2 separate regions of the Homo sapiens genome follow, and region 1 is linked to region 2. A link is a loop called in an ENCODE intact Hi-C map of the cell type or tissue named here. Cell type or tissue: heart left ventricle. All regions are shown on one strand. Each heading gives the region's core, and the rest is flanking DNA. Links, peaks and the distances in the headings are about the cores only. Region 1 has its middle 72 kb from the start of KCNF1. Region 2 has its middle 19 kb from the start of PDIA6.

Evidence for each region. Hi-C counts contacts between places; a loop is a spot of excess contacts. Peaks named below come from ENCODE experiments on the same cell type or tissue, not always from the same donor. Only the 100,000 strongest peaks of a DNase experiment are listed, where the experiment ranks them.
Region 1: it touches region 2 in a loop (2.0-fold over the local background); 2 of 110 quality-filtered maps call a loop at or near these places.

What each region holds. Positions count from the first base shown.
Region 1 is chr2:10,976,318-10,991,891 of GRCh38, forward strand. No RefSeq gene overlaps it. Among named protein-coding and RNA genes, the nearest start is that of KCNF1, 72 kb to the left of the region's middle. In heart left ventricle, for the core only: no CTCF peak of the experiment used is centred there; DNase peaks (open chromatin) are centred at 5,954 and 7,114; H3K4me3 peaks cover 747 bases; H3K27ac peaks cover 3,645 bases; H3K27me3 peaks cover 359 bases.
Region 2 is chr2:10,824,311-10,839,884 of GRCh38, forward strand. It overlaps a transcript of PDIA6 not described here. Among named protein-coding and RNA genes, the nearest start is that of PDIA6, 19 kb to the left of the region's middle. RefSeq lists enhancers at 6,820-7,320, 10,955-11,455, 15,496-15,574. In heart left ventricle, for the core only: CTCF peaks have their summits at 8,204 (motif pointing right) and 8,407 (motif pointing right); a DNase peak (open chromatin) is centred at 8,211; H3K27me3 peaks cover 3,686 bases.

The DNA of each region.
Region 1 (15,574 bases), core at 4,404-9,403, 150 kb after region 2:
AGGGACTGAGAATTTAGGGTGAATGTTATAACCTGACAGGTAATATGCGTATAGTAGATACTTCATAGGATTGTTGTTGGATTTAAATAAAATATTTCATATGAAACTTTAAGCTCAATGTCTGACACACAGTTAAATACAGAATAAATGTTCATGGTTGATCTTACTGTTGTTAAAACTATAATACTATTCATGTGAATAATAATAATATATTGATTAAAGTGGGAAAGGGCCTTTTGATGTTAAGCCACACTGAAATGATGAATTGTATATATTCGTTTATTAGTTCAAGGAATAGACTACTTCAGTATATTTGTATACCCATGCAATGGAAAGTTACGAGGCCATTAAAAGTGATTTTGAAAGACGTTGTTTTAATGTCATGAGAGGATAACAAAACTGTGTTTTTGTTTTGTTAATATATTAAGTATGATAAGTGAGGGCTAATAAATATTTATTGAATGAATAGGTGACCAAATACACACACACACACACACACACACAAACACACACACACAAAGTATCTACCAAAATATTAATATTGCTTTTCACCAGATGGAAAGATATAGAGTGGTTTCAATTTTCTTCCCTTTGTAATCTGCATTTTCTATACAATCTGTAACTGTTTTTATTACTTTTGTTGTACAAAGCAAACAAAAAGAGGGAAGGGACAACAGAATGTTATTTAAAGATATAGCAGAAGTTCTAAAACCTTATTCCTATTATGACTTGTCATTTTATCAGTGTATTTTGGCAGAAAATGCATAACTCTCAAAGCAAGAGCAGCTCTGGGCTAAGTGACCTTTGTTAGGAAGCCCCACTTCCTCCCGTCATCCCCGGCGACAGCTACAGGAATCGTTGACCTGATGCCTCAGAGAAAATAATCAAGCTTTGAAGGGTTGGCCTCAAAACCTCAAACTGATGATGAAACAGTCCACAGCCCAGCCTTCCCTGCCGCCTGTCACCCAGTATCCCCGGAGGCTGGCGTGGGATGGGACAGAGAACCACAAAGACGACCCTGCTCCTCTGGCCAGCCGGCTGCTCTTTTGTGCACCTAATTTATCCATGGAGGCAAATCTGATCCTAACTTAAGGTGGAGAGAAATTCTTGAAAATATTAAATATGGGCCAAAGCATTTCTTTTCCTGCGATTGGCTGAAAAGCTTAGTTTAAGTAACTTTGTAATTATTTTCACAAAGCACAGCGATTCCCACACAAATCGCTTGTTTGCTGAAGACAGTCCATGCTTTTGTCATGAGTTATTAATATCTATCTTTTGAGAATTTGGGGTTTTAATTTTTGATCTTTTTGTGACATTATCACGCAGGTCATTTTGAAACAGAATCTGCTATTCCAATGTTCTTACAACTGTGAACTAAAAAAGAGGTGTACCATTTTTAAATTATATTTTTCTCTAAAAAGGAAGAGATTATCAATCATCTCCACAGGCAGATGAGAAGGGGAAAGCCGGGTTTCTAAGAGCTCTGCCTTCAAATCCTCCAGCCCGCCCTCCCCCAACCCGAGCGTGTTCCTGCCAGATAGGAAAGCTATTTTGAATGTGAATCAGAGCCAGTCTCATTACCCACCAATTTTCTATAATTTTCAAATAATATTTCATCGTTTTAATTTTTTTTAAATGTAACATGGCTGCCAAGACCGACCACATTGACTTGCCTGACATTTTTCAAAGGAAGAGCTAGAGTAAAAAGAAAATAAATGTTCTTTTTTTTCTAATGAAATTGAATTGAAAGCAAAAATAATGGAAGTGGCTTTGCACAGGAGAAAACCCAGGCGCTGGAAAGCCCTAGGAGACTTTTATCAGAACTTATGGAAAGGGAAAAGTTAAATGACAGGAAGGATGATAAGAATAATCGTGGCCCCTCCGCCAGAACTCTGCACCCGGCTGAGTCCCCGTGCTTCTCCCATATTCTCTCACTGAGTGCTCGCAGCGACTCTGTAACACACTCGCACCGTCCTTGTTATCGGGCCCCTTTTACAAATGAGGGATGAAGAGAACAGCTGTTTCTACCAGAAAGAAAATCCCAAATGGAAAAATAGGACACGTCTTTGCTCGGCCCCAGTTTCAGATTTCCATCCATTCTCCAATGCAGTCCTCCTGCACGTCCGCTCAACGCAGGCCGGGGCGCACTGTACTGAAATCGATTTAGATTTTCCCATCGCTGCTGCCCACCTCTGGCCCTGGAAATGTTCCTGTCCTGGGTGGGGTGGGGCAGCGGGGCCCAGGGAAAGCCCTGTGGGCTGAGCATATTCTAATTCCCAGGAAAAAGCTCCGACCACCCGTCAGCATGATGGGACTTGAGTAATGGGGTGTCAGAGCCAAAAGGGACCCCCAAGATGACCCGGTGGAACTCTCTGTCTCATTGAGAAAAACACGGAAGTTCAAGGAAAAAAAGTAACTTGCTAGAGTCACCAGAGAATCCAAGGCAGAGCCAAGAAGGGAGCCTTGGGGATGGGAGGGGCAGGAGGGAGGGTTGGGGCCTTATAGTCTGCATAGCCCACCTCAGCCTCTTGCCTACATAGGATTCAATACATGCTCAGTGACTGTTGTCTTCCAGGTGGTCCGTGGCCTGTCCAGGACCATTAACTCCCACCTTGGGCCACTGCCCCCTTCCCTCATGTACTCAAGAAAACTTAGAAAAAGATGGACTGGAGAGTTATTCCATATCACACAGCAAACGTGCCGAGACCAAAGAACTCCTAAATTCTGCCCCGACACCCACTTCATATGGCAAGGGGAATATTCCTTTGACACACACTTACTGAGCACCTGCTCTGGGCCAGACTGAGGGAGGTCATCAGACAGACGAGACTTCTGCTCTCCTGTGGTCCTTCACCTAGTAGAGAGGAGAGAGCTGGGCAGAGCTGTGCCCAGCACTGCCACCTGCATCACGAGGGCATTTTCCAGTAGAGGGAAGATAGTACAGTTGACCCAGGGACAAGGGGGTTGAGGGTTTGGCAAGACCTTAGTTCAGCCAACCGCCATGAGGGAAGAGGGTGCCAGTGAGGGAAGAGGGTGAAGATGGAGGTGGGGGTGACAGGTATAAAGGGAAGGGGCACATCTCTAAGAGGTCAAAGCACAGGTATGATCAGACTGAGGGCAAAGGGACCCAGAAGGTTAGAGGCCTGTGGTCAAGAAGTGGGTTTCAGGATTTTCAGGGTGGTCTGCATGTGGTGATACACTCCAGCACTGTCCAGCCCCCCGTACTAGTGACCTCTCCCTGCTGGGGTGCTGAGAACCCCAGGAGCCGCCATAGGAGAGGGAAAGCCAGCAAAGCGGTCGATGGCTCCTCTGATCAACCGGAGCCTCACTTTCATCACTGTATTTTTTCTGGCTGTGCTAATTTCTTTAAACCTCCTACAGAGGTTCTTCTCTCAGTAACCTGTTTTGATTTTTCCCTTCACTCAGCCTTTGGATTACCTTAAGGATGTTCGTTCCTTTTTTGGGCAAAACAATTACTGTGCAAACAGACTCATTTTGTCTTGCCAGTTACCTTGAAGTTATCACTTCCACTTAAATAGAATCTGAGCTAAAAATAGGTGTACCGAAGTGGGTTTCCACCTGTCTCATCTTGCTTCCCGACACCTGCGGTCCTCTCCTTTTCAACGCAAAATAAAGCTGTGTGCGACACATCAACACCCACCAGCAAACGCAGGTCCATTTAGGCGAATGGACATCAGCGAACAGACACTTTTATCTTGCCTGTCTCCCCTTCATTTTTCAGAAAGCTAGGGAACAGAAGTATCAGAAATGCCAAGCTACTTTTTTGGCTATAGCTCTGAAGAAAGAAGGCTCTGAAAAGTGGTCGGCCTGTAACATAAAGATGTGGGCTGGATGTGCTGCCTTTTGAAATGTCAGGGTTTTTGTTGAATAGGCATTGAGTTGGATTGGAAAGGTCAAAGCTGACAGACTCAACTCATACTCAGAAAATCAGCTCACAGCTCCTTTTCTTCTCATCACCTCCCAAGTGGTAGGTTGCTAACGTCACCCTGGCTTTCGGCACAGCAATTAATGGCTTATGAGCACAAGCCAAAACATAAAAAATAAACCAGATTAAGAAACTGCTCTGTAAAATGTAATAGCTGTTTCATGTCCTCCTCAAACCTAAAATGGTTCATGGTGACTAGAAGTCATGCCTTCATTAAAGAAAGTCTTCGTTTAGGCAAATAATCAGAGAAGGTATCAGGTCCTGCCAGGCCCCAAGCTCTTTTTCTTTTCCTCACAGATGAAATCACCTGATTCTTGATACAGGCTCAGTTTCAGCTCAGGCACTGGGGTCAACCAGCTGCTGTCTGATGGATCTAGAAGCATCAGATTCGGACCAAACACGTGACTGAAGATGGGGTCTGCTCCATTCAATACACACCAGCCAGGGGCCTGCTCTGGGCCCGGCATGGTGCTTGTTATCGGGGGCGCTTAGACTAAAATAATACAGCCTCTGCTTTCCAGAATGTCTTCATAGGCCAAGGGAAACAGGCAAATAATCAAATAACTGCAGTGCAGGGAGGTGCAGGCTTTGACAGGGTGGCACAGGGTGCTTGGGGAACAGAGAATAGGAATGAGTCTTCCTTTGACTTTGAACCAAATCTCAGGAAATGGGGCTCCTGCCAGTTCTCTCCCATGGGGGTTCTGTATTCCAGCCCAGAAGCCGGTCTTATTTTGTTCTGCACACCTGGCTGTTCTCACATCTAGGTGACTGGCAGGTGCTGCCAACCTTCCCACTTTCCCCCTATCTCCCGGTGCTCTGCTCTGGGCACCCCTGGCTCACACCCTTGGCTACACACTGGAATCACCTGGGGCTTTTAAAACTCTGCTGCCCAGGCCACACCTTAGACCAATTAAATCACAATTCCGAGGGGTGGACTCAGGCAACTAGTTTTTAAAGCCTTTGTGGTGATGCCAACTTGCAGCCGAGACTGAGAACCACTCACGACCTGAGTGTCATCGCTCTGACCAACCCACTGCCATAAATACCCCCCAGCTCCTGATCCTGGGTCCACTGCCAGCTTCTGCCCACCTGAGAAGCCACACCCACCACCAGGTCCTAGGGCTTCCCACGCTGGCCCATCACCATGCCAGAGGCTCCCAGCACCCATTCTGACAGCTGGAGGCATCAGCGAGATATTCACACTTGTCAAGAGCAGTGGAAGGAAGCTTCTATTACTGGTGCCTAATGAAAGTTTTTGGAGTCTGTCAAGCCTATTTGCTTTGAATTTCTGCACAGATTCAACACCAAGAAGAAGCCCATGAGGGTGAACAGATTTGTTACACCAACAGCACCCGCCCCATGCATTCCTAGAATTCTAGGTATCAGGGAATGCTCCAGCATCACGTCTCAGTGATGTGGAACCAGGCCGCATGAACCGAGAGCGAAGAATGCTGCTTCTTGTTCCCGAGTGCCTGTAAAGGGCTCCTGCTCTAGGGATTCCCATGCAGTATTTCAATTTTCATTCATCTTAGCCCCATTTTACATGTGGAAAAAAAACTGAGGCCCAAAGAGAATAAATGAATGGTGAAGTTCATCCAACTGGCAAGTGAAGAGACCAAGGTTTGAATCCAGGCAGGACATCAAAACTTGAGTTCCTCCTACGACATCTACTTAAAGCCAGCAGTGTCCACTTCAGTTCAAAGAGAAAAGACTCTCGTCCTCAAGTTAGAGGTAGGTCGCCGGGGCAACCCCGGTTCCCTGAGCACCTCCTGGGTGCCAGGCTCTGTCCCCAAGGTGCCTTAGACAGACCCTGGCCCTCTGGCAGTTTCCAAGTTGGAGAGAGGAGGCAGGCTTTCCCATGGACAATCGCAGCGAGGCATCTGTGTGCCAGCTTCGGAAACAGCATTCCCTCATCCTGAATGTATCCAGTGGTTTAGGCTTTCCAACTGGCCTCCTGTGGTTGACCGGACTCCAGACCTGCACGTGGGCCTCAGGCCTTGGGAGACCCAGCCAAGCAGACAGCCCAGGAGAACCCACAGGACCCAGGAGGCTTCCAGCAGAAGCGTCTGGTCAACCTCCTCCTTGGCCTTTCTGAGCAGGCGGCCTCAGTTCCCGCTCTGGAAGCTTCTACTCCCTCGTCTGCTTTTTCCATCTGGTGGTAAAATTTTGTTCTTTTTGTTGTTTTTCTTTTTTTTTTTTTTTTGGAGATGGAGTTTCACTCTTGTTGCCCAGGCTGGAGTGCAATGGCATGATCTCAGCTCACTGCAACCTCTGCCTCCTGGGTTCAAGCAATTCTCCTGCCTCAGCCTCCCGAATAGCTGGAAGTACAGGCATCCGCCACCACACCTGGCTAACTTTGTATTTTTTTAAGTAGCGATGGGGGTTCACCATGTTGGCCAGGCTGGTCTCAATCTCCTGACTTCATGATCCACCCGCCTCGGCCTCCCAAAGTGCTGGGATTACAGGCGTGAGCCACCGCACCTGGCCATTTTTGTTGTTTTTCTCATTGGAATAATGTACTTTTTTTTTTTTAAGCCAGTACCCAATTATGGACAAAATAATATGAAAGACAAATGTAGAGCCTTGTTTGCATTTCCCGGTAGATGCCGGGTGAGGTGCAGTGCAGTGATTATTTCACAGTCATTATTGGCCTTAGGAGATTTTTCAGCCAAATAATTATTTTGCCAATAAAGGACCAAATGCGTTGCTTTTATCTTCACACTTTAATGTCTTCTGACCAAAATGAAACCGCCCCAAACAACACTGGGGTTTTCAGAAAGGGCCACTGGAAGGGATCTATGGCTCAGGGGTACAAACATCTCAGAGACTTGGCTTGATTTCAAATCCCATGATTTCTCAACAGTGTGGGCTCCTCACACAGGAGTCCTCTTAAAAATAGGCCGATGCAGCCTGCACTGCGCTCCGGCTCCTGCACCCTCTGCACTTTGCAGCGGGGGCTCAGCCAACAGCCCCCAGCCTGCAGCCCTCTCCCACCTCCCTGCCCTGTCCCCCTGCCCTTCCGCTGAGCAGGCGCTGTGTTCTCGCCTCCCCGAGCTCCTCCATCCTGCTTCCCACTACGCTCTGCACGGATGCTCCACGCCAGCTGGTGGCTTAGATGTTTTCTCGTTTCAAGACAGGGAGACAGACGGAGTGATCTCTCGAGGACCCTTCCAGCTCTGTGAGTCTAGGAATCAGGGGAAATGACAGTGGCCTCTCTTCCGGGAGACGAATCCAGCTGGAGCCATCTGGTCCTGGCTCGGCACATCCCTCCCTCCCTCCACCCCAGGCTTCGGAGGAAGACGCAGAGCTCAGGCTGGGCGACTTCCCCCAACAGCTACTTTTCTGAGCTCTGCTCTTGGACCGAAAAAGTGTTGTGCTTTTTGGCTCTGCAACAGAGAAGCCCCCTTTGAAAGGCAGAGCGCGTCAGCCCTGGGAAGTTATCTGCTCAGCCTGGCGACATGAAGCGCTTCTCCAAGGCCACACTGTTCTGGTGGCTGACGGGAGGACAGACACACAGCCACACGGTCCCCAAGTCAGGGACAGCGCCAGGCATTCTGGAGGGGGAGAGGGGTCACAGGCTCTACTCATCCTGGCTGGCCAGCCCTGGAGATAACGCCCCCGGTGGGCTGGTGGCTGTGTCTAGGTGCCGCTGCTAGAGCGCCCTGGAAATCTCAAAGACCAGACAAGGACTCGGTTCTCACTGTTCTCCTGCCCAGCTGTTTGTTACAGAGAGCTAAGACTCGGGGTGGCAGCCATAGGGCTCACTGGAAGAAAGGGCTACAAGCTTATCCAGCCATGAGACAGTGACTCCCCTGCCCGGATACATGTGGTCAAAGACTGAGGAAGCCCTTGTCACTGGCCCCAAATCCCTCCATGACTTTTGCCCAACACCATGAAGGTGGAAGCCTCCAGCCCCATATTTGAGGCACCCCAACATCTGGCCTTCCTGTGTTTCTTTGTTTCCTACCCATACAGTGCCCTTGAAGCATTAGTCCAACTGTTTGCTTCTGAGAGGCAGGTTGGCCCCAGCACTGTTCCTTTATTTTTGTCTCAGGCTCACCTTCTTCCAAACATTCCCCAGAACACTCCTTCTCACCTGGAGTGTCCATGCCACCCCGTCCCCTCTGCGTGAGTGTTCATTTCACACGGCCTTCAAGGCCTAACCCAAAGACACCTGCCTCCTTCTCAGTGCCCAGTCCCCTCGGCTGGCAGGAACCCTGTGTCTGAACCCTGTCTCTTTACCTTTCTTTCCCTTGGAGACAAGGTGTTACAGTCATGTGTGTCTCCATCTTACGCACTGTAGACTGTTAGCTTGTGGAGGGCAGAATCAATGTCTAAATAGCCTGTGTATTTCGTGAATGACGTCAATGATGAGGGATTATTCACTGGGTAAGGTGGGAAGGAGTAAAGTCAAGTTTTCTGCAGGTTCCTTTCAAGATTCCAGCCTAAATTAAACTTTCAAATTCTGAAGCACCTCCAGGTTTTACCTCTAATCATGCATTTCCCAAAGTATTTTCTAGAGAACACTATGTCAAGAACTCCTGGAGTGTCTGAGAAATCCTGCAGATAAGAAACCCATTTATTTCATGTAGTCCAGCACTGCCCAAACTTGCCAGAGCACAAGGCTTATTTCAAGTAATGACCATTAACATCTGGAAGAGTTTAAAGAGAGTACACAGGGTAAAACTGCTCTAACGGAGAAGACTGGTGGAGATCCCTTCCAGAGTGTAGCAGACCTCCGTTTTTGAAAACAATCCTTTATTCATTGGAACCCCAGAGGAATAAGACCAGAGAATGGAGGCAGGAAGCTATTGGACAAAGCCACTGCAGCCCTTCATCTCTAAGGTCTTCCAGAACAGTGGGCAACCACCCCTGCCCACTCCCACTTTTTCTTCCTTTGGGATTGGGAGGCCTTTTAAAGAGATAGAGACCAAGAGGCTAAGGACCCAGAGTAAGAAATAGATTTACACCGCGACTCAGTACACATGTCTGAGGCCATGGAAATATCTGAATTAAAAGTTGCAGAAAGCAATACTTAGCCTTGCTACATGCAATATAGTCAACCTGATATGTTCAATCTAATTCCATTTCATTTTTTTCTTAAATCCTGGCTGTGATCCACTGAATGGAATTCATAAGCCTCTGATGCGTGTCAAAGCAGGCCTGTGTCTGAGGGACTGGAAGCAGCCAGCAGGGGACTGGATGGGGAGCGCCTTCTGAAGGGGCAGCTCCTTCTCACACTGACGGCTTCCTGTGAGGAAAGGCAGCCTGTCACCCACAGAGCCTCGGATTCTTCCAGAGAATCTGGAAAGCAGAATATGCATGTGAAAGGCCTTGGTTTTAAATGTCAGCAAATAATATTTTCATATATGTAGGCCGGGCATGGTGTCTCACGCCTGTAATCCCAGCACTTTGGGAGGCTGAGGCAGGCAGATCACGAGGTCAGGAGTTTGAGACCAGCCTGGCCAACATAGTGAAACCCCGTCTCTACTAAAAATACAAAAAAATCAGCCAGGTGTGGTGGTGGGTGCCTGCAATACTAGCTACTTGGGAGCTGAGGCAGGAGAATCTCTTGAACCTGAGAGGCAGAGGTTGCAGTGAGCCGAGATCACGCCGCTGTACTGCAGCCCAGGTCACAGTGCGAGACTATTTTCTGAGACTCCATCTCAAAAAATAAAAATTGAAATTAAAAATAAAATAAAATATGTAAAGTACCATGAAGGCAACTTCATAGACAAAGGCCGCGTCCAGAACAGAAGTGATGTTTTAGAGGCTGCAGAGCCCATGATGGGTGAGGGGAGCCAGGCGGGGACAGAAGCTGGGACTGTGGTGGGATGGCACATGGGCTGGACTGAGGTCAAGGCAATGAGACAGCTGGGGACTGGACAGACCCCACAGCCACCAAGGAGGCAGAATCCACACATCCTAAATACTGACGAGATGTGGGGTCCTAGGAGGAAGGGAGAAAAGCCACAGGGCAGTGGTGGGCTAGGAGCCCCAGGAGGAGAGGGCGTGGGCACTGGGGTTTGTCTCCAGCAGGGCCAGCTGGAAGGCACGCAGCAGATCACAAGGGGGCCTGGGCTGTGGGGAGATGACCCGCAACTCCCCCAGGTAGCACCGATGGTCATGGGAGAAGGATGTCTGCCCAGCCCATGCTTTTTGAGATTTCTGCCAAAAGAGGGAAGACAAGATTGGGAGTTGGCATCCACACTCACTGAGCCCTTGTCAGGGTCCAACATGAGCAGTTTCAAAGAATTGTCTTATCTACAGAGACCTTAATCTCATCACGCACTTGTCTGCCAGGATAATGAACTTTCCCCTTAGAGTTCTAGAAAATTCCTCAGGAAATGGAGAGAGTGACTACGTCAGGCAGCAAGCAAGTGGAGAAGGGAAAGGAGCTCACACTTACTGAGCAACCACAATGTTCCAGGACCAGTTGGAATGCAACTGGAACAAGAGGAAATGTGACCAAGAGTGGCTAACAATTAAGAGTCTCTCTTCCTTGTGTAACTTGGGGGTAGGTTATCCCAGGCCAATGGCTGCTCAACGAAGCCATGAGGGTTCCAGCCTCTGTATCTCTCTTTGTCCTCTACCATCCTTCCACTGAGACTATTGCCCTCCTACTCACAAGATAGCTGCTGCACTTCCAGACATCTGTTTTCCATGTAGGAAGAAGGCAGAGGGCAAAATCCCTTCTTCTTTCCAAGAGTGAAAGCCTTCCCAAGTAGATCTCCGCTTACGTCCTGTTGGCCACAACAGGGTCCTATGGCCACTCTATGGCAGGTGTCTAGAAAAATCAAGTATTTAGCTTTCCAGGCTCTATAGAAGAATAAAAAAGAAAAGAAAAAAGAAATAATAAAAAAAAGAAGAAAAGAAAAAAGACCCAGGAAGTTGGGAGGAGCTTGTGTGTGGCAGGACCACAGTGTCTGTTGCAGACCCTTGATAAAGAGACTGGGGGCTAAGCCAGGGGTTTTCACTTCATCCTATGTATTCCAGAGAGTAGAGGACGGACCATTGCTGATTATCAGCATGATCAACAAAATGTGCTGAAGTTGAGGGACCAGGGAGAGAGGCTTCCAAGATGACTCTTAGATTCCTGATTTGGGAAACTTTATGAATGATCTTAACACTGGCCTCACTTGGGGCTGAGGGGAACAAGCTGCAGAAGGAAACCAAGCACTCAGCTGTAGACATCTTGAGCCCAAGGGCCCCAGAAAACAGATGCAGGGTCCCAGCAGGCAGGTGAATCTGGAGCCCCACAGAAAAGTCTAGGAGGAACACGCTGGAGCCAGCTAATAACTCTCTTCTGATTGGTTGACAAGTCAGGAGCAATAAATCTTTTCCAAGTTTTCCAGTTAGAAATCAGTGATGCACCTACAGGGACCAATCAGGACACAGCAGCTCCTGGGAGTGGGGCTGACCAGCCCCTGCTCACCCCAGGCAGCCCTGTCCCTGCCTTCAGTTCCCTTCTTGGCCTGCTGTGGACACCTCTGATCTATGGTCTCGAAAGTGGAGGTCATACAGAGGTTGTACAAGACACCCCATTGAGGAGCAAAATGAAAATATTAAAATCTTAGTGTATTAATTGCCTACTGCTGTCATAATACATGCCCACAAACAAAATGGCTTAAAACAACAGAAATTTCTTGTCTCACCATTCTGGAGACTAGAAGTCCAAGATCAAGGTGTGAGCAGGCCATGCTCTCACTGAAGGCTCTAGGGGAGGGCCTTCCATGCCTCTCTCCTAGTTTCTGGGGCCGCCAGCCATTCTTGGTGCCTTGACTTGTAGCTGCATCACTCTGGTCTCTGCCTCTGGTGTCACCTGGCATTCTCCCTGCGTGTCTCAGTCTCTTATTATCAGGATGCGAGTCATATTGGACTAAGGGTCCACCCTCCTCCAGGGCAACCTCATCTTAAGGAATTATACCTCCAAAGATCCTGTTTCCAAATAAGGTCACATTCTGAGCTTCAAGAGAGGACATGAATTTTGGGGGCACACTTTCCAAATTAGTACATTCATATTTTATTTTTACTTAATCTATTTTTAACTTCTATTTTTGTACAGAATGTGTTACTAAAGTAGTCCTGGAATATGTACGTTTCAATACATAACTACTGCATATATTGGCAATGCATACTCAATTTTTACTGACAGCAGTAACAACTGGAGAGGGTGAAGACCATTTGTCCCTGTGACAATCGTCCACATGAAGAAACTAAGGTGGCTCTTGGGTCAGACCAAACTGATCGGGGAATCTGGAGGCAGGGGATGAACCAGATAATTTCCAGCCCTTCTTGGTAGCTCTTCGTAAAGAGAAAAAAAAATAAAGCTCTGATTCTTCCCATGGTTCAAGGAGCTGCATCCCTCCAGACCCACTGCAGAAACAAGGAATCTTTTGGGCATCAAAAAACTGCTTGATATTTTGCTAAATGCTAGGGAGGCATCGTCTGGCCAATGCATCTGTTGATATGTTCTGTTATTTGAAAGCAAACAAGAGAACTAAAACAAAACCCAGAAAGCCATCTTGTTGATGGGCATCCTTCAGAGGCATCTCCAGGCTCACATGTTGATCGACACACATCTGCCTCTTTGCAGCTGCAGTGCTTCAGGAGAAAGGTTAATTCTAACAAAATTGAGAGGTTGTGCTCCCAGAACCCACACAGAGCTGGGTGGGCCCTTCTCCCCTTCTGACCTCCCCTCTGGGAAAAGTGCTCTCTCACCAAATCCCCCCCTCACTTTCATATTATCAGATGGGTTGCCTTGGGTACAGCAGACACTGTGGTGGCAGGGTGGGTGTGGGTCAAGGCACAGCTCCGGCTGCAGAGGGAATAAAGGCAGGCCTGGCCCAAACTAGGAGACAAATCTTACATATTTCGTTTCCAGAACATCTTGCCCAGAGGTGAGGTTGAACTTTTCTGTTTCAGGCCCTGTCCTCTCTCCCTTAAGAGAGACATCTTCCTCTCTCCTCACAGAGCCTTCCTTCCTGCTGAAGGCCCAGTCCTGGTAAGTGCAGCTGGCTTAAGCTCCTTGGTCCATCTGTCCAGCCCAGAAGTCTCCTGGCTCTCAGGGGAGCAAGCCTCCAGGCTCAACTAAGCTGTGTCTCCCTGCCCGTCGCTGCCCGGGGTCCTTCTCCTTTGTTTCCTGAGATCTCTTCTTGCTATACTGTACCAGTCAACTTGGCAGCACACTGTATTTTATGAATATGAGAAAAAAATTCCAATAAAGGCTTTTAAAAAAGAAGTGATGGCCACACTTCTGTATTTGTGGGGCGGAGCAGGGTTCCTATGGGAGGCAGATCACTCCTGCTGGAGAAAACATCTGACACCTGGGTTGGAACAGGCAGGGATATGGTTTGGCTTTGTGTCCCCACCCAAATCTCATCTCAAATGTAATCCCCATGTGTTAAGGGAGGAACCTGGTGGGAAGTGACTGGATCATGGGGACGGTTTCCCCCGTGCTGTTCTCATGATAGTGAGTGAGTTCTCACGAGAGCTGATGGTTTTAAAAGTGTCTGGCAGTTCCCCCTTCATGCTCTGTTTTTCCTGCCGCCATGTAAGACATGCTTTGCTTCCCCTTCACCTTCAGCCATGAGCGTAAGTGTCCTGAGGCCTCCACAGCCATGTGGAACTGTGAGTCAATTAAACCTTTCTTCTTTATAAATTACCCAGTCTCAGATAGTATCTTTACAGCAGTGTGAAAACAGGCTGATACAGGCAGCACCTGGGAGGAGCCCCATGCCTGAGGAGGAAGGTAGGGAGCAGAGCACTAAATCATTCTGCAGGATAAAGTATCAGGAATTTGGGGATCTCCACTGTTGGCTTCTTAGTGACCAGGGAAGAGGGTCAAGGTCTGAATAAGCAATTTGCAGGGAAAGAGAGGCCTAGAAACATAGATGAGAAGCCAGAGTCTAAGGGGGGACCCAGACCAGTGAGAAGTTCCCCTTATGAGGGGAGACCCACCCCTTTGTAGAGACAGAGATAGTTAATATTCTACTTGAGGTTCTAAATACCACCCTTCCCCCCATCTTGAGTGGCATCTTGTTTAAACAGATGGTAGCACTGACACGGTGAAGGAGAGAGGGTGCTATTCATCTCCTGGGCAGGGGGTGAAGGCAGAGAGGGCCCAGCAGCCCCAGGAGGCAGGTGGGCAAATTGAAGACTGAGAATTTAGTGGGAGCAGGAATGTGAAAGAAGAGATGACCCAGGAATCCTTGGACACTGGGAGAAGGCCCTGGGCTGGATAAGGGTTTGGGCCATTTTATTTGAATGTTTCATATAGAAAAACCCCATATGGATGGAGGCCTTGAGCAGATCTGAGTTCCTAAACATAGTCATTTCCCCAAGGCTGAAGCTGCATCCCACCGGACTCTTACTGAGTGTCATGGGTCCTGAATTAAGCTCAGCCAGCCACGTGTGCGAGAGGGACCTGCAGACACTGGCAGGGTGAAGCTGGGGCTCAGCCTCTCACAGGCTGTGCAACAGGAGCATGGGCTAGACCCACTCCTCCAACCCTGCCTGTGCCTCCAGGGTCAGGACCAGCTGGGAGGGAAGAGGGCAGAGCCAGTCCAAGTTCCTTCCTACTCAGTGAGGCTCTCTCCTTCTCCGTCTGCCCAGGCATGCCCTCTGCTACCCACTGGCTTCCCCAGTGATGACACTGTCACTCCTCATCCCACCACAGCCACTGTGTTCTTCTCCTCCCAAAAGAAGAGGAAGCACCTTGTTATAGCCTCCCTGGGGGCAGAAGGCTGGGCACCCTGGTCCTTGGCCTTTGCCAGTGTGGGAAAAGGCAGGCCAGTGGTTTTCTGTAGCGTTTGGCTGGAAAAGAGTGATTGTTTTCCTGAAGTTTCTGTCTTGATGGGCTGCCCTGGTCCTTCAGCTGGAGGGAGCAGGCTTTTGTTCAGGGTTTTATCATCTGTGCCCATTGGGATTTTCAGCTCTTCTGCTCAAAATCTGGGATACATGAGGCATCAAGAAAACCCAGGGAACTCACCTTCGTGTCGTTCCTTGGGTTCTGAAATTTCTAAACAGTATGCCTTCTTTCCACCTTCCAGAGTCTCCTTATGTTTGTTTTTTATATGACGTCCAGGATTTTTAGCTCACTTAGTGACTTAGTGGGAAGAATAGGGAAAAATGTGTCTACTCCATCTTTCTGGAAGCAAGACTTCATTTGCCGTTCTTCATGGTAATACTTTTGAAGAAAGGTTTTATCTCTTAAAACTAATTTGCTCTACAGCCAGAATATTTTTACTTCAAAGATCTGTGTAGTTAACAAGATTCACTGAGCCAGACAGTCCTGACTGCCCTACTTTTTTCTTATCTTCATTTATTTTATTTAAAAAGTCCCTCTACGTTACAATCCTGAAGTCTGAACTTTATAATGAACTTTGATTTGTAAAGTATATATTTTTAAACCTCAAAAGTCAGTTAATAATGAGCAAGCTTCTGTTTTTCTGAAGAGGTGGAAGAGGAGGAGGAGGAGGAAGAAGAAGAAAACGGGGAAGAGAAAGAAGAGGAGGAGGAGGAGCCCTAGACTTCTGGGAGGGCTACTGGAACAGCTTTTGGGTTGCCTTTTGCCCCCAACTTCCCTGTTCCTTTGGGAATGACCTCTGTCCAAACAGCAATGTCATT
Region 2 (15,574 bases), core at 5,315-10,314:
TTACATTCCGTGATTACATGTCTGTGGCCGATGACACCTGTCGAGTGTTCTGCTGCCCCTCCCCATTGTGTAGCAACCCTGGGTGGATTCTAGCAGCGTTGTCCAGCTGGCAGAACTCTATCCCCCTTGCCACAGTTATTGGCTCAGGAAGGGGTTTGTCACCACAATAGCCACTAAGCCAAGTGGCCAGTGGCATTCACATGGCCACAGTGATTGTTCCAGGGTGAGCATGTGACATAAACCAATCAGAGTGAAGCTCTGGACTTTGGTCAATGGCTAGAAGAGTGGCATTTGCTTGGGCAGAAGCATGGATCCCTGTTGTCCCTGGAAACTACCCCACAAGATGAGGAAAACCCACGTGGGGATGAAGCTGAAGCGGGGCAGAGCTGAAACAGTCACGGAGAAATGGAGACAATACCTGATCAGTGTCTGAAGACTGTCCTTCAGCTGAACATTCCAGTTATTGAAATATGAAATCATCTTTATTGTTTAAGCAAGTTTGATTTGGGTTTCTAATTGGTCTTTCTATTTTCACTCTTGGTATCTGTGATGGTTAATATAGAGTGTCAACTTGATTGGATTGGAGGATGCAAAGTATTGATCCTGGGTGTGTCTGTGAGGGTGTTGCCAAAGGAGATTAACATTTGAGTCAGTGGGTTGGGAAAGGCAGACCCACCCTTAATCTGGGTGGGCACCAGCTAATCAGCTGCCAATACAGCTAGAATATGAAGCAGGTGGAAAAAAACGTGAAAAGGCCAGGCTGGCCTAGCCTCCTAGCCTACATCTTTCTCCCATGCTGGATGCTTCCTGCCCTCAAACATCAGACTCCAAGTTCTTCAGTTTTGGGACTTGGACTGGCTCTCCTTACTCCTCAGCCTGCAGATGGCCTATTTTTGGACCTTGCGATCATGTGAGTTAATATTTTAAAAACTCCTCTCTCTCTCTGTCTCTCTCTGTCTCTCTCTCTGTCTCTCTCTCTGTCTCTCTCTCTCTCTGTATATATATATCCTATTAGTTCTGTCCCTCTAGAGAATCCTGACTAATACGGTATCTTAAAATTCTTTTTCCACAAAGCAGACTCTTATGGATTCTTGAAAAAGTTTAAATTAGTTCACACTCCTCTCCCCTACTTAAAACTTTCCAATGGACAACAGAAGAGAAATAGACAATTTGGAATTCATCAAATTAAAACCTTTTGTGCTTCAAAGGGCACCATCAAGGAAGTGACAACACACAGTGTGGGATAAAATATTTGCAATGATATGTCTGGTAATGAACTAGTATCTAGAATGTATAAGGAATGATTACAACTCAATAATAAGAAGACAAAAGAACCAATTTAAAAATGCCCAAAGGATCTGAGTAGACATTTCTCCAAGGAAGACATAGAAACGGCCAATAAAGCACATGAAAAGATGCTCAGCGTCATTAGTTACCAGAGAAATGTCCATCAAAACCACAATGAGAAATAACTTCATACCCACTGGCTTGGCTAGAATCAAAGTCAGAGAATAACAAGTGTTGGTGAAGAGGTGGAGAAATTGGAACCCTCCAACACCGGCTTTTGGGAATGTAAAATGGTGCAACCACTTTAGAGAACAGTCCAACAGCTCCTCAAATAATTCAACAGTTACCATGTGATCCAGAAATTCCACTCCTAGGCATCTACCCAAGAAAATGAAACACATGTCCACACAAAACACATACAGGTATGTTTTAGCAACATTATTCATCATAATCAAAAGGCTGAAATAACTCAAATGTTCATCACCTGACGAATGGATGAACGAAAAGTGCCATGCTATACAACGGAAATATTATTCAGCTATTAAAAGGAAGGAAGCGCAGTGGCATGCCACGATATGGATTGACCTTGATGACATTATGCTAAGTGGAAGAAGCCAGACTCAAAATAACCACATGATTACTTTCATATTCAAGTTCGGAACTAGGAAGTCTATAGAGACAGAAAGTAGGTTTGTGGCTGTCTAGGGCTGGGAGTTGGGAGAGGACAGTTGCACATATCTATGAATTTACTAAAAACCATTGAATAATGGATTTTTTTTTTTATGGAGTCTCGCTCTTGTTGCCTAGGCTGGAGTGCAATGGCGCAGTCTTGGCTCACTGCAACTTCTGCCTCCTGGATTCAAGCCATTCTCCTGCCTCAGCCTCCCGAGTAGCTGGAATTACAGGCGCCTGCCACCACACCCGGCTAATTTTTGTATTTTTAGTAGAGAGGAGGTTTTGCCATGTTGGCCAGGCTGGTCTCAAACCCCTGACCTCAGGTGATCTGCTTGCCTCAGCCTCCCAAAGTGCTGGGATTACAGGCGTGAGCCGCTGTGCCAGGTCGAATTATACGCTTTAATTGGGTGAATCATATGGTGTGTGGATTATATCTCAATAAAACTGTTAAACAGACAGAACCTTTCCCAGTGGCTTCTTATAAGACATAGAAGAAAAATCTGCCCTCCTGAGCAGACCTTTAAGAGCCTGCCTCTGACGTCACCTCAAACCCCTCCCTCTTTCCCTCTGTTCATGGCAGTATTCTTTCATTTCCTCAGACACAACAGGCTGGTTCCTGCCTTCGGGCCTTGGCACGACCTGCTGCCTCCATCACTGCAGTCTCAGCTTATGTACCACCTCTTCAGGCTCTTCTCACACCAGGTGATCTGAAGTGACAGTGCCCCCGGGTGAGCAGTTCATCAAACTTGGTGTTTAGTTTCTCCTCAGAACTGATCAGAATTCATATGTGTCTGATTGATTGATTGATTGAGATGAAGTCTTGGTCTACTGCCCAGGCTGGAGTGCAATGGCACAGTCTCGGCTCACTGCAACCTCCGCCTCCCGGGTTTAAGCAATTTCCTGCCTCAACCTCCTGAGTAGCTGGGACTACAGTTATGCACCACCACACCTGGCTAATTTTTGTATTTTCAGTAGAGACGGGGTTTCACTATGTTGGCCAGGCTGGTCTCAAACTTCTGACCTCAGATGATCCGCCCTCCTCAGCCTCCCAAAGTGCTGGGATTACAGGTGTGAGCCACCGCACCCAGCCTTATTTACATATTTATTTGTTTATCATCTGTCTTCACTAGGATGAAGCCTCCATGAGGGAACAGAGGAGAACCTTCCTATGTGCTGGCAACATCTGTCTACAACAGTGTCTGCCACATACTAATAAAGTTTAGTGATTGAAAATTTAATGAAAGTGTAGGTTTTCAGAAGAAATATAAGGGCTGGATGTGGTGGCTCACACTTGTAATTCCAGCACTTTGGGAGGCTGAGGTGAGCAGATCACTTGAGGCCAGGAGTTCAAGACCAGCCTGGCCAACATGGTGAAACCTCGTCTCTACTAAAAATACAAAAATTAGTGGGATATGGAGGCACACACCTGTAATCCCAGCTACTCAGGTGGCTGAGGCAGGAGAATTACTTGAATCTGGGAGGCACAGGTTGCAGTGAGCCGAGATCACGCCACTGCACTCCAGCCTGGGTGACAGAGTACGACTCTGTCTCAAAAAAAAAAAAATTTTTTTTTTCTTGCAATTCTTTAGAACTAGAGTAAAAAAAAAGTTTGTGAAAGTTTAATCTTTTTATTTTTATTTTTTTAATGCAATGTAATAAAATTAATAGACTTCATTTAGTCTATTAGAGCAGTTTTAGGTTTACAGCAAAGTTGAGGGGGACAGTGAATTCCCCATAAAACCCCTCCCCCTGCCACACACACAGCCTTCCCCACTATCAACATCCCACACCGCAGCAGCCCGCATGTTTGTTACAATGAACCTACATTGACACCTCATTATCCCCCAGAGCCCACAGTTTACATTAGGGTTCACACTTGGTGTTGTGCATTCTATGGGTCTGGACAGATGGAGATGACACACATCTACTCTTATAGTATCAGACACAGTAGTTTCACTGTCCTAAAAATCCTCTGTGCTCCAACTATTCATTCCAACCTACCCCCAATTTGCTTTATCTGTATATCAATTTTTCAATTAAAATGTATCAGAAATTCAATGGGCAGGAAGTAGTTTCAGAGGGTGAGGAAGAGAAATAACAGGCTGCCGTTTGTCATTTCCCCTTTAAGAAGTGCAGAGTGTCGAGGCCATGGGCACAGCCTGGAGCACCCTGTTCCAGTAGGGTGTGTGCCCCCTCCACCCAGGCCCACGACCCTGAGACCAGAGGAATGCGAGGGTCTGTCTCCCGCCCTCCTTGCACCACCAGGGCCCAGGGCACTCTTCCGCCCATGCAGATGGCAGCTGGGACGAAGGGGCAGCACAGTGCCAGTCTCCTGCTAGCCTGTGCGGGGCAGGCGACACTGGGCATGGTGCAGCCTTGCTGTCTCAGTGTCCCCTACCAGCCCCCTTTGGATCATGTCTGATTCTTCTGAGGACAGGCGCTGCGAATAAAACACCTCTGAGAATTTGGGGCACAAATGTGCTACACTGGAAACCCCTGCTTTGGAGGGGGCACAAAGCCAAATGACCCCTGGCTCTGGCCCCCGGGTCACAAGTGCATGGATGTGTTCGGAAATTCCCAGGGGCACTCCGGAAGCCTGGGATGCATGACCAGCAAAGCAGGGCTTCCTCCTTGCCTGCTAGGGTGCCCGCTTCATTCACTCCAGATGCTGGTGTGGTCTGGGGACAGCTGATGTATCATCACGTTAACAGTGTTATCCCCCACCCCGTCTTCAGTGACCCAGGTCACCCTCTCTTCTGGGGTGCTGTCCAGGCACTTTCCAGGATTGCACTGGCTTCAACAGGTCTTCGTGCCCTTCTCATTCCCCAAGAGAGAATCTGCTTACCCGGTGTTGTGAAAAGGGCGATATCTGGCCTGAGCTTTTGGAGAGGCTCTGGGCTGGGAGAAGGGTTTGTGTCATGCCCACCTCCTCAGCTGTTTGTTCCCCTGATGTCCTCTCTCCCAGGGTCTCTTTTGGGCCACTCATACCCAGAATCCTGGCTCATGGACACCTCCCGCCCCCAGGCAGCTCCCAGCGCTGTTGGCTTCTTCAGCTTCAGGAGCACCCGTGCCTCACAGCCCTGTCCCCTCTCTTAGTTGAGCAGGTGGGCTCTGCCCTGCTTCTCCAGACTCTCATTTTCCTCCTTCCATTGCCTGCTATTGCCTATAATTTGGCCAAAAGCCATAATAACCAAGGGTGTTGACTTTTTGCTCTCCAATCAAAAGATCCTGTCCTTACCAGGAACTGCCCTTGTTAGAAGGCACGGTGTTGGGGGGTGGAGATTAGAAACAATTTTTCTGCCTTTCACTGAGTCAATCACCAAATCCTGCCAAATTTGAAACCTAAGTGGCATGTTCTCCTCTCCACACAAATCCTAGTTCAGGTCCCAGAATTTCTGGCCTGGGCTATTGCAACAGCCTCTTTTTTTAATTATTATTTTTAATTTTTTGTGGGTACATAGTAGGTGTACATATTGACACTGTACGTGATTACATTTCCAATCTCTTTTGGAGGTGAGCTCTGAAGTCCATCCCTGGATTCCTCTAAGGATGAGAAGTCGGGTCAAACAGTCCCTCTGACCACCTAAAAGTGGCATAAATCAAACCTCAGCTTCTCCGTGGCGGCACTGTGAAGTCCACATGCCTTCGCGAGGTGGCAGGGCTTGTCCTCTGTGCTCCCGCCATGCCCAAGTTCTTCAAGCGTGTTGCATGGAAGACTTTGCTCTCTGGCTGTCTCTGCCTAGGATGCTTCTCTGCCCCCCACTACCTTGGCTGACACTCAACCCTTAAGCCATGGCAGCCCTTCTAGGAAGCTTCCTCACCCCAGGCCCTGGGAGGTAGAGGGGCCGCTCCTGCTCCACACTGCCTCCTTGCACCCGCATGTAGAAGCAGTGCCTGTGTCTGCCCCTCCAGTGTGGGTGCGCAGCTTCAAGACAGGGGCCAGGACTGGGCTGTGTCCCAGCTCCTAGCACGGCCTGGGAAAATGAATGAATGAATGTTGGAATGAATGAACGCATCCGTGAATAATATGCTGTGGACCTCCGTGCCTATCAGTTCTCCATTTGTTTTGGCTGAATGCTTGTGTTTGAACTGGTGGAACTCAGTGAGTTTGCAAGCCTGCCTGGTTCTGGCCAGAGGGTCAAGGTTCTCTCGGGCACCTTTTCCTGCGGGCACAGCTATGGGGCAGGAGTGCGTCTGCAGGGACATGGGGTGGCACCCAGAGCCTTTGCAGGAAGCAGCAGGGCCTTTCCTCCCTGGCGGCCTGGGGAGTGCAGCCAAGGGACAAAAGAGGATTCTAAGTTGTTTTCTGGAGCTCACTCTCTCAAAAATAAAATCCAAAACCCAGCCCATGAGGGCAAAGCAATTTTGTAGGAGATACTTAAGTCTTCAGTTAAAGTGAGAAATTAGTTCAAGGAAATAGGGAGAATGTGGCCTCAGACTTAGAGCTGAACTGAACTGCCCCTCCAGGCCCTCGGGTCACCCCCTGCGCGGGCGTGGCTGTGCCCCTGGACACACGGGGACTCCACCTGCGCAGAGTGGGCTGGAGCTGAGGTCTGCCTGGTGCCACCCCCGCCGGCTGGTGGCTCAGGAGGCACACGGGGCACTTCTGTGGTCTCCTTGGGCGCTTGGCCACGTCAGCTTTTCAGAACATTCAGTTCCTCCCCACTTAGCCTCTCTGTCTCCCTCCTAGGGAGAAATGAGCTCCCTCCTGCACCGGCCCAGCCCCTCACTGTCCCTGAGCCACAGGGGCTGGCGGGGAGGGCCCTTGTGGGAGCGCAGCGGACTCCGCTCTGCTTCCAGCCGCTGGTGAGACCCCCCTTCTCTCTTTCCGGGATTCCTTGACTGCAGTGGGTTTGGGTTGGCCTCACCCTTGGCACTTGGAGCCGCAGATGAGTCTACTGTGATAGGGCGGGCGTTGATGAGCGCTGTGACCACTTGCCCCCACCTACTTAGCCTTCCCCTTGACCCCGTGGCCAGGGCTGTGGCGCTGCCCTCCTCCCGGGCCCGTGCACATTGTAGTCTACGGCACTCTCTTGACTCGGGGAAACGCAGGCTGGCTTGTTTCTGAGGGTGGCCCCCACCTGACAAAACTGCTCAGCTCACTAAGAATCAGCGGCACTGGTCACATTACTTCTCCGGCTCCTTCTCCCTGTAAGCCTCTTCTGGCATGGTGGCTGGAGCCCTCCCTTGCAGCTGCTAAGACTGCGTTTCACCCGGCAGCCCCACATCCTGGGGCAGGGGCAGGTCATCGGTCAGACCTCTGGGTAGCCTGAATGGGAGGTGTCGTCAGCTGCTGATTTGGGTGCAATAAGCAGCTTTCAGATCCAGCTACGATGTGCCCCTCGCCTCCACACCCTGCCTGGCAGACACAAGTAATCTGCTCACTGGACAGGATTGGCCTTCACTGAACACGAGTTAATTGATACCAACGTCTCCTTCATCGCGTGATTGTGTGTCTGACAGATTCTAGGGCCTGACAGGATGCAGTTTCCAAGCGGAACCCAGCTCCCGGCCGTAGTCATCCTCCTCCTCCCAGCCACCTTCCTGGACCCCTGCTGTCCTGCCTTGGGCAGCCAGTCATGGGGTGTGAATGTCCTCTCCTTCCTCTCCCCTCAAACCTCTCTCTCCTCATGTGCCAGGCTCTCTGCTGGGCGCTGAGGGCAGAGGCGGGCAAGCCAGGGTCCCCTGGAGCTATGATGGTGCCACTGCACTCCAGCCTGGGTGACAGAGCAAGACCCTGTCTCAAAAAAAAAAAAAAAAAAAAAGAGGAGAGAATTCATTTCAACAGATATTTACTGAGCACCTATGATATTCCAGGCACAATTCGAGGTGGTGGAATATGGCGGGGAGTGAAATAGACAACAATCCTGCCAGCAATGTTGAACTGGAACACACCCACCCAGCATCCCAACCCCAGGCACATACTCACCCCACGGGCGTGTGAATTCACCGAAAGGCAGGCTTAAGAATGCTCACAACAGCAGAACTGGCCAGATCCCAAACTGCAAACCGCCCAAATGCCCATCAGCAGTGGAAGGATAAATTGTGTTCTGCTCACACAGTGCAATGCAGTGCAGCCGTGAGAATGAGCAAACTGCAGCTGCAGATATCCTCGCCATCTACGCCTCACAAACACCACCTGGTGGGATTCTATTAATTCCTGTTTGAAGCACGAGGCCAGGAGACCTAACCTTGCAGCGGGCACCCTCGGTTGAGTAGTGACAGGAAGTGACCGCAAGGGGGCGCTCTGCCCTTGCTCTGCGCAGGCTGCTGCGGGGATGCGTGTGGGATTTGAGCTGTGCGCTCAGGACTCGTGCGCTTTTCTCTGTATGTGCTGTACTTAGATACAATATTTACACTAAAAAATCGGGGCTGTGGTGGACCGAAGGGCCCAGGCTCAGGCCCTGGGCTGGCTGAATCCTGCAGTCAGCATCTCCCGCCTCGGTCTTCCTTCCAGGAGGTCGGGTCCAGGGCAGAAGAGGGCGACCCCAGATGAGGCATCTCCTGAGGGGAGGGGCAGCTGGCTTGGAGGCCAGGCTGTGGCTTGCCACAGGAACAGGGTAAGGAGGCGGTGAGGATCACCTGGGCCCCCAGGGACATTTGGCGGACGCAGAAAAGGCAAGGTCGAGGCCAGCGCTGGTCCCACCCCCCGCCCCCCCAGCCACTGAGACCCGCAGAAGCCGGGACTCTGGAGGCTCCCAGAACTCCAGCCCTCTGGGGTCACTCTCCTTAAAAGGCCAAGTGATGGGTGGGAGGGAGCTCACAGATGATATTGGGGCATGGAGAAAGGCCAGGAGTCCCCATTTCCCAGAGGCAGAGCAGTCAGAAAGCATCCCCTCCCCTGCCTGGACAGGTGTCCATGTAGAGCCCAGGCTCTGTGTCAGGGACAGCCCCGCTCCCTCGACAGGCCAGTTCCGCGGAAGGGGCCCATGTCTGTGTGGCCTCTAGTCTCACTTTGGCCAGGCTGGCTCCTGCCCTCGGGCAGGCCCAGGATCTGGGGTCTTTTTCCCTGTCCGGTCCCTCTCCTCTCCCCTCCTCCGGCTCCCGCAGTTGTTAATCATCCTTTCCCGTTTGGAATTTCCCGATCAGCAGGCCTGGGAGGCAGCTTTCTCAGGCCCCCACTTTGCTGCTGTGTCTCTGAGCTTGGTGTGTCCCCACCCCCTCTGGGGGTTTTCAGTCCATCACCACAGTGGGGTAATAAGCCTCACAGCCAAGGGGAGTGGCCCCCAGAACCTCAAAAACCCACAGCGGGCTCATTCCCTGACTTCTGCCAGGTAGAGGCGGCTGGGCCCTCTCCTCAGAACATGTTTGAGCCCCTTCTCAGAAGTTTCCAGAGTGCCAGTATGGTTGGCACCAGCCTTGTAAGCCCCTATGAATAGAGACACATCCCTCTTATACCCATACACAGATTGGAACTCCCGGAGGCAGGGCCTGGATTCCAGGGCATGTACTTGCTGTATAGTGGGCTCTGCAGGGAGATGTATGAAGTTAAGTGGATGTGGACATCGAGCCTGGAAAGGTTAAATGACATCCCCAGGGCTGGAAGCCATCAAGTGTCTGGAAGTGGAGCTTGGAGCTCGAGGTGCCAAGACCCTGAAGTGGCAGCCAGTGTCTGGTTATTGGAAGCCCCAGACGCTTGTTTAGAGAAATCTTTGCCTCCTCCCAGGTCCCACCAGTGCTCTCTGTGTTTCTCTTATCTTTGGATGTTGCCACACGGAAGCGGAATTCTAAAATAATTTCCTCTCCCTTCCCCCATCCCCAGACTTCTGAAGAAGATTTAAACTGGGCATTAGGTGTTTTCTAAATACTGTTGCAAAGTCCCAACAGCTTCTACAGTGAGAGCAACGCAGATCTGGGGAAAGATCCCAGTGAATTTGTATCTTTCTTTGGGGTCTCAGCAGCAATTGCATGATTTCAAAAGGAGGCAGTGCCTCACTCTCCTTTCAGGCTGCGCTTCTGAGCAGAGACAAAAAAGGGAACCTCTCAGGCTGGATCAAAGGCGAGCCTCTTTCTATGTGGGCCACGGATGCTGCCTGCAGCAGTGTGCTTTGGAGAGAAAGACCCTCTCTGTGGAGAGGGAACATTCTGGACACGTGTGCCCTTCTCCTGTGAGGCTTCCCTCCCTCCCTGGGGCTGGCCACCCTCCCTCCCTCCTTCCACGGAGGCCTGGCCTCTCTGTGGCACTGCCCCTCACCCCTCTGGGCTGCAGTGACTCCCAGAGGTGGGATCTCATTGGTCCCTGAGCGCCTGGCAGGACTGACAGGGTGCTTAGTAAACCCTTGTGGCCTGGATGCAGGCCGAGGCTCCTGTGGCCTGGGAGGGTCCAGGTCCTTCTTTGTTATGAACACTAAGAGGCAGGTCTCCTCCCTTCCCTGCCTCAGACACACAAGGGACACTTGATGTGTTTGTGGAGTGAACTAATTTCTCTCCCTCCCTCCCTCCCTCCCTCCCTTCCTTCCCTCCTTCCTTCCTTCCTTCCTTCCTTCCTTCCTTCCTTCCTTCCGTTCTTTCTTTTGACAGAGTCTGCTCTGTTGCCCAGGATGGAGTGCAGTGGTGTGATCTTAGCTCACCGCAACCTCCGCCTCCCAAGTTCAAGAGATTCTCTTGCCTCAGCCTCCTTAGTAGCTGGGATTACAGGCACGCACCACCATGTCCGGCTAATTTTTTGTATTTTTAGTAGAGACAGGGTTTCACCATGTTGGCCAGGCTGGTCTCGAACTCCTGATCTCAAGCGATCCACCTGCCTCAGCCTCCCAAAGTGCTGGGATTACAGGCATGAGCCACTGTGCCTGGCGTAGAGTGAACTAATTTCATAGCGTGGGTTGATGAACATGAACAGGTGGGGCGGGCCTACAGCAAGGAGCAGCACCAGCGCCTGTGTGTGTACTGTGGCCGCTGCTCGGCCCCGGGCGGTGCACTTTACCTGAACCGTCCTTCCAGGCCTCCCAAGCCATCTGCAGGAAGTGCTGTTTCCATCCCAGGCCTGAGATGGTGGAAAGGCTGGGGACTCCAGGGACACAGGGCTGGCAGGCGGGTGAGGTGGGCAAGTACCCCCGGCAGTCGGGCTCCGGAGCCCGCCTTCTTGACCAGGCCGCTGGCAGTGAGCCAGCCGGGTTCCGTTTCCATCGCGGGCCTTATCCGGGGCGTATTCCTTCCAGGTGCGGCCTCCGGGGAAGCCCAGTCCCCAGCCTGGAGGTGACGAGGCCGGCGCACCCACCAGGGGTCGCTGCAGGCAAGAGCTGGAGGCCTGAAGGCAGGTGGGGCCCAGGGAGCCGGCCCGGCACACTCGGATACACAGCTTTAGGTGTGCCAGATCGGGACGATGTTTTAATAAAAGTAAAGCAGACATCTCCGACCCACGAGGAAACCCAGCCTGGGTTTGGATCCACCTCTGAGCTCCACCTTCACTCAGCTGCCAAATGGGGACAGTGGCTGTGGCCCTGTCTCCCTCATGGGACCGCCAGGGGATCCTATGAAATCACAATACTTAGAGAGGGGGCCGGGCGCGGTGGCTCACGCCTGTAACCCAGCACTTTAGGAGACCGAGGCGGGCGGATCATTTGAGGTCAGGAGTTCGAGACCTGCCTGGGCAACATAGTGAAATCCCGTCTCTACTAAAAATACAATAATTAGCTGGGCGTGGTGGCGGGCGCCTGTAATCCCAGCTACTCGGGAGGCTGAGTCAAGAGAATCACTTGAACCCGGGAAGCAGAGTTTGTAGTGAGCCAAGATCGAGCCACACTGCACTCCATCCTGGACAACAGGGCAAGACTCTGTCTCAAAAAAAAAAAAATACTTTCAGACCGTGGAGTACCTTGGTGCCTGAGATGATCCTATTGGCCTCACTAGGTGCCCGTGGGGGTGCCACCACCAGTGATGAAGGGGAAGGGAGATCAACCCCTACTTTTCCGAGGGTCTTTCCCATGTAAGAAATACAAGCTGAATCTTCCTGAAATTCAGCCACAGATCCCACACTCCCTTAAGGCACACTCAGGTCCTACGATGGCCTGCTGCAGACACTGGCAACGTCAGGCCTGGAGCATCCTTGTCTAGGATGGGTCTGGGGCTTTGGGCTCTGTGGTGTTATTTTATTATTTATTTATTTATTTATGTATCTATTTTTAGAGACGGAGTCTCACAAAGTTGCCCAGGCTGATCTCGAATTCCTGAACTCAAGCAGTCAGCCCGCTGTGGCCTCTCAAAGTGCTGAGATTAAAGGCATGAGCCACTGTGCCCGGCCTTCTGTGGTTTTAAATGAAACTTTTGCAGGCTTTTTTTTTTTTTTAATTAAGAGATCATTCGCATGCCATAGAATTCACTCTTTTAAATTGTCCAATTTGGTTGTTTTTAGCGTATTCACAAGTTTGTGTAACCCCCCCAGCAATTCCAGAACACTTCATCAGTCACCTCAAAAAGAAACCTGTGCCAATCTTCCCCTTCGCTTACCCCTGGCAACCACTGATCTACTTAACCTTTTCTTTATATTGTGTCTTTTCATTGCCGCTTGTGTTCTATGGGGATTAAAAAAAAATAGATGGCTTACTTCATGTGAGCAAGAAGGGACCTGTGTCTCAGGGTAGCAGACAGGGTTATGGGGACTCCTTGGGGTTAGAACGTGGGGTCCCATGCCTCAACCCTCTCTGATGAGCTGTGTGAGCACAGAGGAATGAGAACATCTTTCTGGCTTTTTGTCTTCTCATTCTGTTTCATTCTCATTCATGATGGTTAACAGTGATGATACTTGTCCCACTTACAGCAAGGAAATCCCACGTCTCCTAAACAACAGAACCCCAAATCTGCCTGGGCTTGATGCTGGGAGGAGAAGCTTCCAGGGGCAGCAGGATCAAGGAGCTGGCTCTGTCCCTGCCTCTGTTCTCACTGTCACCCCTCTCTGTTTCCCATGAGTGCGGCCCCCAGCAAGCTGGGCCTGTGTGCTGCTCCCATGGCGGCCACGGCCCCCTTACCCAGGACACCACCAGCCCAGCAGGGAGGGGCTGACGTCCTCACAAAGACTTACTAAATATTCAAGGAGGCGACGGGGAAAAGAGAGCACGAAACACAGCATTTAGTTCCCTGAAGAATTAGAAGCAGTTTGCAAAGATGCACTCAATATGACAAGATTAAAAAACATACGTGAGGAAATCAGAGAGGAATAAAAATGAGGGGGAGAAAAAAATAAGATGAAGCCAGGGAGAGGTTGGTATGGAAACTCCAGATGGTGATTTAAGGAGCACTTATGCAGCACACTTACCACGATCCGAGCGCCGTGCAAGTATCATCAACTCATTTGATCCTCGGGACACTTTGGAGGCAGGGGCTGTGATTATCCTCATTTTGCAGTCAGAAAAGCCCAGGCACAGAATTGCAGCTTGTTCAGGGGCTCCAAGCTTCTAGGTGGCAGAGCTGGGTCTCAAGCCTGGGCAGCCTGGTGTGCAAGTTCATGCCACCCCTGCTGCTTTTTCATGATATCACATGAACGCACTGGGGGTGGGCAGGGGAGCCCGGGCATGAGCAGAATAAGCAGGGAATATCTTTGTCATCTTGGATCTTGTTCCAGAAATCATAGGTATTTTGCATTTTTCCCCATGATGTTTCTATATTTGTGCAAGTGTGTTGAAAATTAGGTTGTGTGTGTGTGTGTGTGTGTGTGTGCGCGCGCACGCAGGCACTCTGTCTGAGCTTCAGCTGAGGCCCTGAGGGGTTCTGAAGAAAGCACAAGGTGTCAGGTAGCCCATCTCTGCCTGGGCGGTTGAGAGCTGTTCTACCAGCATGGGCCCTCACCCACTCCAGGGAGAATAAGGCAGGGTGAGAGTTTGGGGAGCTTGAGGAGGCTGGTGCAGGGACTGCTCTGGAGAGGCTGCCTGTGCACTAGTCTCTCCCAAGTCTGGGGGAGGCATTTGAGGGAACTGTCTGGATAGTTGTGTGTGTCTTTGGAATTGGAGGGACCCAGGGACTGGTGTCTGAGCCCCTAGAAAATTCTCGTGATGAGAGAATGTTGGCTAAAAGGCTGGCGTTGGGCGCTTCCTTCATTCATTCATTCATATGACCCTCAACAAACATTTACTGAATGTTTGATTGTGTGTTCTAGGTGCCAGGGATGCACCTGTGGACCACACAGATTGCCCCGTGACCTTACATTCTAGTAATGAGGGTAACAGCTTCAGAGGGACCCTGCCCATGAGTTGGGGGCAAGGGGCCTGCAGGTGAGGAGTGGGCTGCAGCGGGCTCTGATTGGGCAGCTGGAAGAGGGCCCGGGTCTGTGGCCGGATCCCTGCACTCCGCATGCCCCAAGATGGTGGACGTTTGACACCATTCATTGGTTACCTACTGTGTACATATAGTATCTGTAATCTGCGTTCTCCCTGAAGGTAGAGATTATAGCCCCACTTTGCAGAGGAAAGCAGTGGCTCAGAAAGTGCCGGGGGTGGGTGTTGAGGTCCACCCAGGGGTTCTTTTCCTCAGAGCTGGCCACTCTCTTGCCACTCTGATGAGTTTCTCTTGGTTTTCAAAAATGGAGCAGGCAGGAATGGAACCTCTCTGAGCTCCATCTTTGCTGCAATCTGACACACGTCGTGAGTTATGTCAATTTTCCAGAGGCTCCAGGCAAGAACAGCTCCTCGTGGAGACTTCTCAGGCTTATTAAGGAGTCAGATCTGGGTGGCAGCAGCAAGGAAGCAGCTCTAAGCATGTTCTGGAATCATTCATAGGCTTTTATTTTCTGAGCTGTTCCCAAGAGTGTAACCAAATGCTAATACCATTGACATTGTTTTCTTAATGATTACTTTGGCTTGTATTAGGAAACAGCTTAATTAGCATTAATTAGAGTGTTCTCTCTACAGGACACATCTCCCTCAAAGCAAGGTCTCCTTAGTTTACTCATTTGCAGGGGGAGAACTGTCACTGACTGAGGTTAAGGGTGTGGCCCAAGGACACAGGAGGTGACAAACTGGGGAACAAAGCTGTCAGTCTGTTCAGGCTGCTGTAAAAAAATCACCACAGATTGGGTGGCTTAAAAACAGCAAAAATTTATTTCTCATAGTCTGGAGGCTGGGAAATCCAAAGATGAGAGCGCCTGCGGATCTGGTGTCTGGTGAGGACCCATTTCTTGGGTCTTCTCAATGCATGCTCACACAGTGGAAGCGGCAAGGCAGCTCTCCATGGCCTCTTGTGTAAGGGCACGGATCCCGTCAACCACTTCTCAAAGACCCCACCTCCCAATACCATCACACTGGGCATTAGGATCTAATGCATGGATTTTGGGGAGACACAAACACTCAGTCTATGGCAAAAGCTCTAACCACAGCCCCTAGTCCTGTGTTCTCTACATTTGACTGTGCTGCTTCTCAGAGAGCAGGACTTATCATCAGAGAACCTTCCAGTTTCTTGCTCTTCTGCTGGAGAGGCCTGTGTGGACGTTCCCCTTGCCAGGGCCAGCCTTGTCCATCGGAGGAGTCGCACAGGGCCACCCCAGGGTTCAGTAGGAAGTGACTTCATTCAGCGGCAGGCCTGACCGTACAGCATTTTCCACAGCGTTGATGAGAAAGGACAAAGGTGCTGAAGTTTATGAAGAAAACCCACAAGATCCAGGGTTTCTTTCAGGTGGTTGTTATTT